Regions from separate parts of the Mus musculus genome. Here region 1 is linked to region 2. The links are chromatin contacts, found by Hi-C or POLR2A ChIA-PET in ENCODE. All regions are on one chromosome and are shown on one strand. The core of a region is the stretch at or near the end of the contact, and the rest is flanking DNA. Distances in the headings are between cores, read along the strand shown. Region 1 overlaps Hsf2bp (heat shock transcription factor 2 binding protein). Region 2 has its middle 7.0 kb from the start of Gm41566.

Region 1 (4,329 bases), core at 202-2,701, 60 kb before region 2:
GTCATCTTTCTCTTGCTAGCTCACATTGCTTCATTCCATTTTCCTGTCTTTTCCTCCACTCATCTTTCATTTCTTTGTTTTTCTGTGCTTGTGTGCATAGGAACACATTGCCACCATGCTGATGTGAACTAGCACAGGCAGCTTTTTTATGTGGGTTCTGGGGTCACACCTGAATGGCTGGGCCTGCCTGGCTAACACTCTACTCACTGAGGCGTTCTTCTGGCCCTCACAGATTTTCTTCACCTCGCCCTTTAATTCTCTCTCTAGTAACCACTTTGTCTCAGTTATTGTATTTTCAGTTCTAGCTTGCTTTGTTACTAAGTATACTTTCTCTTTATTTGCTAGGATCATTTTTAAGACTTTACACCTTTGTTCATTGAGGAACTCTCATGGTGGCTGCTTTAAAACCATTGTATTAACCTGTCACTACACTGAAATACCCAAGGCAGGTTAATTTGTAAATTTTGAAAATGCTTATTTTGGTTCATGGGTTTGAGGGTCAATGCCTTAACAGCTCTGTTAATGTTCTGGTAAGGAACACCTGTGCTGCATCCTGTTGTAATAGACAACTCAGGTCTATGTGTGTCTTTATCTACTTTTACGAAGCTACCAGGGTTCAGTCACTAATGATTGAATTAATTCCCAAAGGCCTTACCACTAAAAGCAATTAGTATATTATTTACACTTTAACACTACTAACAACTCACGAATGGCATTTAGATTCCCACATGAGTTCTGGGAGGGAGCAAGGCCTCTAAAGGCAGGGGTCCTATAGACCCTTTTAAGACAGTCAGTCCTAGCATGTCCCCTCTGTGTGAGACAGTCCTAGCATGTCCCCTTTGTTTGGTGATCCTTCATCATATTGCCTCACCTGTCTCTAAGTGCCAGGTTTCTGTGACTGGGACTGAGTTCTGTATTACTCTTCTATATACATGGTCTATGATAGTTTCCCTCCCTTCAACTATTGTCACAGTGACTGAGCTCTTATGGAGTCATCATGAGGTTATCCCTATTGGCTGTACCCTTGGCTGTATTTATCTCATGACTCCAGTCTTATCCTTTCCAGGGGTCCACAAAGCTCTTTCTAGCATGCCCAGTGTCAGCGAGGGTGCAGTGGAACCACCAGTAGGCTGACCACTCTACCTAGACCACTCCACAAGTAGAAGGAAAGGTTTAGTGGGGAATCTAACTTCCAGGCTGTCTCAAAGTAGGGGGTAGAACAGCCAAAACGCTGGGAGAAGTCTTGTTAGTTTTAAGGAGACAGCTAGCAGTGAGGGAGGGAAGCATGTAAGCCAGAACAGCCTGCAAGTTAGAGCAAGGGGAGGTCTGATGTGGGCCAGAATAGCCTGGAAAGTACCAAGGGACTTTAATCTGTTACAGGTTTGTCTGACTGAGTTAATCAGGAACTAGATGCTCCTGCCAGAGGCAGTTGGCTGTAAGGGGTGGGTAAGGGAAGTGATGGCTTTTCCCAACAAACAGAAAGCAACTTTACAAGGGTTCTGAGGAATGTGGAGTTTAGGCTTTTGTTTGCCCACAGCGATCCTTCTGTTGACCTGGTCAGAGTCCAGCCTGAGCTGAGGCAGACTGTGTCATTGAGGACATTGTCAGCAGCACTGCTATTTGGGGGCCTGTGCTGGGTCCAACACCTAGTTATTTTGTTCCTCCTGCAGTTTCTTTATATTTGTATTGTAGTTGCCTTATTCACATAAAAGGGGCCTTTTACTTACAGGGTAAATGAGCCTTACTCTGAGTATTGCTCATACAGTGAATTAATTTATATATGTATTCACTTTACATCCTGATCACAGCCCCCCTCCCTCTTCTCCTCCAAGGTGTACCCTCACAACACCCTCCCCCCATTACTCCCTTTCCTTCTCCTCAGAAGTACCATGGGTACCAGCCTGCCCTGGCACATCAAGTCACAGCAGGACTAAGTGCATTCTCTCCTACTGAGATCAGACAAGGCAGCCCAGCTAGGGGATAGGGATCCAAAGGAAGGCAACAGAGTCAGAGAAAGGCCCCTCCCACCCCACTCCCCACCCCCACTCCAGTTGTTAGGAGACTCACATGAAGACCAAACTGCACATCTACTACAAATGTGGGGAGGGGGGAGGCTAGGTTGAACCCCTGCATGCTCCTTGAAAGGTTGGTGGTTCAGTCTGTGAACCCCCAAGGGTCCAGGTTTGTTGACTCTGTAGGTCTTCCTGTGGTGTCTTTGACCCCTCTGGCTCTTTCCATCCTTCTACCTTACCCCTCACTCTTTCACAAGACTCCCTGAGCTTGGCTGTGGGTCTCTGAATCTGTCTTTCCATCAGCTGCTGAATGAAACCTCTCAGAAGACATAGTAAAAATGGCCATCTTACCAAAAGCAATCTACAGAATCAATGCAATTCCCATAAGGTTTCCAACCCCGCTCTTTACAGAGCTTGAGAGAGCAATTATCAACTTCATATGGAAAAACGAAAAACCCAGGATAGCTAAAACAATCCTATTCAATAAAAGAACTTCTGGAGGTATCACTAACCTTGATTTCCAGCTGCACTATAGAACAATAGTAATAAAGACCTCATGGTATTGGGATAAAAACAGACAGGCTAATCAATGAATTAGAATTGAAGAGCCAGAAATAAGCTCAAATATCTATGGATACTTGAGTTTTGACAAACCAAAGCATACAATGGGGAAAAAAAAGCTTCTTCAACAAATGCTGGTGGTCTATCTAGATACCTGCATGTAGAAGAATGCAAATAGATTCATATTTATCAACTTGCACAAAACTCAAGTCCAAATGGGTCAAAGACCTCAACATAAAACTGGATATACTAAATTTAATAGAAGAGAAAGTAGGGAAATGTCTTGAATACACTGGCACAGGAGATAATTTCCTGAACTGAACACCAATAGCTCAGGCACTAAGATTAGCAATAAATGGAACCTCACGAAACTGAAAAGCTTCTGTAATGTAAAGGGCACCATCAATAGGACAAAATGCAAAAGACCTTCACCAACCCTACATCTGATAGAGGACTAATATCCACAATGTATAAAGTGCTCAAGAAATAACACTTACAAACCAAATAACCCAATTTTAAAAGGGGGTACAGGGGGCTGGAGAGATGGCTCAGTGGTTAAGAGCACTGGCTGCTCTTCCAGAGGTCCTGAGTTCAATTCCCAGCAACCACATGGTGGCTCACAACCATCTATAATGAGATCTGACGCCCTCTTCTGGTGTGTCTGAAGTCAGCTACAGTGTGCTCATATACATAAAATAAATCTTAAACAAAGAAAGAAACAACAGGGTACAGAGCTAAACAGAGAATTCTCAACAGAGGGGTCCCTAATGGCCAAGAAGCACTTACAGTAGATAATTCAAGTATTGGCAAGACAGCAATACCCTGCTGTCATGACGCTTTCGTCTGGTGGGCAAGGAGAGAAGGGCATTTTGTAGAAGTGCACACTGAATATCATTGCCCCATGGTCTCTGGCTACTGCAGGTGCAATTTTAAGAGGGTCTGGGAGTTTTGGTAGAGAGGCCTAGGTGGCAGAAGTAGGTCTGAAAGGTAATTCCTTGGGAGTGTCTTGTCCCTGGCCTCTTTCCCCGTGCTCTGCTCCCAATGCACTGAGGTTAAAAAGCCCTTCCAGCACATGCTCCCATCAACACGATGCTCTGCCCAAGCGTAGGAAGCTTGCAACTGTGGGCTGGGCTTTCCAAAACCACAAGTCAAAAGGAAACTTTCTTCAGTTGTATTTGTTAGGTATTTTTTGTCAGAGAGGAGAAGAGCCCTCTAAGTTTAGGGAATGGAGACGGTGAGTGAATAAGGAGGTGATGTGAGATTTGATGCATTTTTTGAGTTTCTGTCTCTGTTTAAGTCCATCTACTTTCTACCTTTTCTGTTAGAATATGCCATGGTCTGAATTGTGCCCCACAGGCTGAAGGCCTGATCTGAGGAGGTCACTGTACTTGGAGACAAGGTCTTGCAGAGATAATTAAGTTAATGAGTTTACTTATCCAATCTGACGCCTTTATGAGAACAGCCATAGACACACAGAGGGGCAGCCGTATGAGGACATGGGGAAGATGCTGGCTGCACACTAAGGAGAGGCCTGAGGAGCAGCCAGCTGCTGGCACCTGGCTCTCTGACTTCAGCCTCCAGGACTGTGATGAATAACTTTCTTTTGTTTACACCCCTTCTCTGTGGTGTTGCTGTGGTAGCCAGTGCTACCCGGAGCATATTAATCAGCGGTGTAAATTCTCTGTGTGTATCTGCATCTGTTTCTGATGCTTGGTCTCCACAACTCCTCCTTTTCTTTTTAAAGATCTGTTTTTAT
Region 2 (4,288 bases), core at 404-2,903:
ATGCTACCACAGTGCCGTGTGACCACTGAAGGCAACCCTTTTAGGTAAACCGTGAGATTCTCACTAAGATCTTCGAGGGAACTTGTGTATGTATCATTGCACATATGTTCCAGTACATGGGCACAGGTGTGTGGGGATGGAGTTTTCTTCAGTCACTCTATACAGTGAGACAGGAACTCTCCCAGAGTTCGCCAGTCAGCTGGTCTAGCTAGCTGTCTTGCTCTAGGTCACCCCCTGTCTCTGCCTCCCCAGTGCTGGGACGTACAGGTGGCCATCACACACGTCCAGCTTTTACATGGGTTCTGGTGACAAAAACTTTGGCCCTCACCTGTCCACAGCATGTGCTGTGTCCCCCATGCCAGTTCCCTCCTGCACCTCCCCCAACTTCTTTTTAGAATGGACCCCACTGTGGACATGATGGCAAGCTATTTGGAGTCCCCTTCCAGAAGACTATGAGCAGGGTTCATGGGCACAGTCCCTGGTAAGGATACCCGCACTGTTCCTCCACCTCCCTTAAGTCTAGATGTTATCATTGTAGCCTCAGTGGCTGCTATCCTGAGCCCAGTGACACCCTACAGGATGCCTGTCCCCAGGATGCCTGGTAGCCTTCCCAGTTAGTGTTCTGGCCTCTGTGTCCCTTCCTCCTGGTCCTTCTGCTGCCACCAGCTCCTAGTGTCCTTGACACCAGGATCATCACTGTTAGGATTCTGTCCAACTTGGGACCAAAGGCCATGTGTTGGGGCCCCAGGGATCACACTGAGAGACTATGTAAGTGGGTACTGCGGGGCAGTGGGGTGCACTGGTTCTGATCTCCGGCGACCTCTGATCTTTGTAAACTCACAAATGTGCTCAGGAGCCTGAGGAGGCCAGAAAGGAGACGTCTCAGGGGTTGGAGGCTGGGCAGATGGCAGGTCAGGTGGGATGGAGCTGGGCAGAGACTGGCCTCCCTGCTGGAGAAGGTGACGTGGCTGTGCTTCCTGTGGGGCCTGTGGAGGCTTCCTCCAGGGCTTCTTAGGTAAGACGGCTTCCTGTGCACTCGTCTCAGGCCATGAAGTCAGCCCTCCACATATCTGGCCTGAGGACAGAGAAGGCTTCCTCTTTGGGGAGTGAAAAGGAACGTGGCCTCCCAAGCTTCAGGAAGGAAAGCCCTCACTTCCTGGTGAGAGGGAACAAACACGGCAGGCCTTGACTCCAAACCCAGAGGAACACGTCAGAGCCTGCCGCCTGGGACAGAGACAGTTGGCTGGCCTAGTCCTGTGGCTGTGCTTGCCGACGTCCTGACCTTACGATGGAGGCAAGCCTGTGAACGCCATGGGGGTAGGAAAAGCAGAGGATTTTCCTGGGGGTCACTTGGAAGCCTAGGTCTAGATGTCTAAGCCGCTGTGCCCTGCAGAGCCTGGCTCCTGCAGGTGCTCAGAGATCCATGTTCAAAGACTGTGAGCCACAGGCACGCTCTATGCTCTTCCGGGGTGGCTCTGTAACCAGCAATGGCTCGCACCGGGAGGAGTCCACGGAAGCTGGGCCTAGTCCTCTCACTCTGCCTCAGTGTACTGGCTGGGTTTGTGTGTCAGCTCAACACAGGCTGGAATTATCACAGAGAAAGGAGCTCCAGCTGGGGAAGTGCCTCCATGAGATCCAGCTGTGGGGCATTTTCTACGTTGGTGATCATGTGGGGAGGGCCCCTTGTGGGTGATACCATCCCTGGGCTGGTATCTATAAGAGAGCAGGCTGTGAAAGCCAGGGGAAGCAAGCCAGTAGGTAACATCTCTCCATGGCCTCTGCATCAGCTCCTGCTTCCTGACCTGCTTGAGTTCCAGGCCTGATTTCTTTTGGTGATGAACAGCAATGTGGAAGTGTGAGCTGAATAAACCATTTCCTCCCCAATTTGCTTCTTGGTCATGATGTTTGTGCAGGACTAGAAACCCCGACTAAGACACTCAGCCGTGTTTCTAGAGCTTTTGTGGCTAGACCCTGGCCTTGGGTATGAGCAGCCAGCCCTAGCTTCTGTCCCCTAACTGGGGACAGGCACTACAGGTCGCTTGGTATTCACTGTTGGGAACGTAAGTGTGGACTCTCTGCTCTCTAAGGACCTCTTGTTAATTCCTTTGGAGCTTCTGACAGACAATTGGAGAAATGACCCAGCTTCCCTCCTGTTCCACGTGGCAACAGACCTGAAGTGTGTCTACTTAGTGTCTCTGAGGCTCTGATGGGGTAACCTGGTCCTGTTCTGTCCTTCTTTTCTCCCTCCCTCCCTCCCTCCCTCCCTCCCTCCCTCCCTTCCTTCCTTCTTCTCTTCCTTCCTTCCTTCCTTCCTTCCTTCCTTCCTTCCTTCTTCCCTTCCTTCCTTCCTTCCTTCCTTCCTTCCTTCCTGGGGGCCAAGGCTAGGGATCTGCTGTACATAATCTTGAACCCTAACCCAGGTCTGACACAGGGATAGAGGAACTACTCTAACTATTGTGTGCTGTCTGTGTTCCAGCTGTGTCAGCCGTCCCTTTACCCATGAGTCTTTGGGGCACCTGAGGCCACTGCCATCCAGAGAGGAGGGGGAGGTCCTGTTTCTTGGCCTGGCCAATATTTATCTTTGTCTCCTAATATTATAGACACGGGGCAGGGAGTTGGAGCATGGTACAGGGTGTGTGTGTGTGTGTGTGTGTGTGTCCTCTTGGCACCAAGGCAGCCAAGTACTGGAGGCTTTAGACGACACCTGGAGAGGTGACGTGGCTGGGGCCAGCCCCAGCTTCTCCTACCATACCCTCCCTCCCTGGCTCAGTGAGTCTGGTTGTTACATAAAGCTCCTTATATAACCGGGGCAAAGGCGGAAAGCCCCATGCAAGTCAAAACAACCCCGCATGGGGCAGGAAACCAAGATGGACAAACACATTCCGGAAAGTGGTGACCCACTGCTAAGGGCCACATGGTCACTGCCAAGAAAGGGACAGAAGGGCAGGCACTGGGTGAGAAAGCACTTGGGCAGGTACACAAAGGGATAGGCCGATGGCAGAGGCTGCCAGCCAGTGTAGCCTGCAGGGGACAAGTCGGTCATGGGCTGAGGGTCTGAGCTGCAAAGATTTGCTGTGTCTCCCTGCCTTGGCCACTGCTTCCATACTGCTGTCCTGCCTCGTATCAGGTCCAAATGGCTGGAAAAATCTTGCCCTACAGCCCTGCTGAGAGGGAAGATTGCCTCTTGTCCTTCCTGGCTCCTCCTATTGACTTGGTGGCCTCAGAGAGACATCGGGCATCATGAGGCTGCATGGCAACCCAGCTCCAGGTTCTGGACCCTTCATCACAGTCCTCCTCCCAGTCTTTGCCTCTCTCTACTTTTTTCCTCTAAAAACTCGTGCTTATATTTTGAGTCCAGGGTGTTCCAGTATGGGAAGTCAAGACAGCCTTTTGCCCACCTGCAAAGGCCCCCTTTCCGGATGTCTTAGGGTTTTACTGCTGTGAACAGACACCATGACCAAGGCAACTCTCAAGGACATTTAACTGGGGCTGGCTTACAGGTTCAGTCCATTATCACCAAGGTGGGAGCCTGGCAGCATCCAGGCAGGCATGATGCAGGAGGAGCTGAGAGTTCTACATCTTCATCTGAAGGGTGCTAGCAGAATACTGACTTCCAGGCAGCTAGGATGAGGTTTTGTTTTTGTTTTTTGGTGTTTTGTTTTTGTTTTGGTATAGAATAGTAGAATAGAATTTATTCAGGGCATATAGAGGGGAGTCAAGAGGGTAGTAGAGGCAAAGAAAGGCAAAAAGAGAGAGAGTAGAGGAGTAGAGGCCGGCCATGAACAGGTGGAGAGAGGAGGAAGGGAATGGGGAAGGGATGAGGGAACAGAGGAGGAGCAAGACGGCAAGAGACCAAGAATAGAATGAGGGTCTTAAAGCCTACGTCCACAGCGACACACCCATTCCAACAAAGCCACACCCACTCCAACAAGGCCACACCCACTCTAGCAAGGCCACACCCACTCCAACAAGGCCATACCTACTAATAATGCCATTCCCTAGACCAAGCATATACAAACCATCACACCAGATAAGTTCACATTTGTGGGTTTGGGGGGACATCTCTGGCATGGGAAGATCCCCCTACCTGGGATGTCCTGGCTGTTCCTGTGAGCAAACCCAGACCTGCATAAGTGCTGCTCAGAACAGAGTTGGCCCAGGACATGGCCTCCAAGTGGTGTGCCAGGCTTCCCTCTGCCAAGCTCCTGTGCCTGCTCACACCACTGCCCCCAGGCTCCAGCCACAGCTACCTGTTTCAGGAGCCATATCCTCTCCCTTCCCTTCCCCC

The links. A loop is a pair of places that touch in the nucleus more often than their neighbours do. ChIA-PET counts read pairs that join two places held with the same protein, here RNA polymerase II (POLR2A).
Region 1: a map of regulatory T cell shows a loop between it and region 2 (1.8-fold over the local background). The contact joins two enhancer-like sites. A Hi-C loop is called at or near these places in 1 of 37 maps with a recorded cell type or tissue (regulatory T cell). POLR2A ChIA-PET finds 5 or more read pairs at or near these places in 2 of 5 experiments (Patski and embryonic stem cell).

Annotation. Positions count from the first base shown.
Region 1 is chr17:31,962,918-31,967,246 of GRCm38, reverse strand. The region is part of intron 7 of Hsf2bp (heat shock transcription factor 2 binding protein); the gene reads left to right. Among named protein-coding and RNA genes, the nearest start is that of Gm30571, 53 kb to the right of the region's middle. Within about 2 kb of position 1,451, at least 1 of the 3 ENCODE cell types and tissues checked has a DNase peak (open chromatin) inside an H3K27ac peak, as active enhancers do.
Region 2 is chr17:31,902,781-31,907,068 of GRCm38, reverse strand. No RefSeq gene overlaps it. Among named protein-coding and RNA genes, the nearest start is that of Gm41566, 7.0 kb to the right of the region's middle. Within about 2 kb of position 1,653, at least 1 of the 3 ENCODE cell types and tissues checked has a DNase peak (open chromatin) inside an H3K27ac peak, as active enhancers do.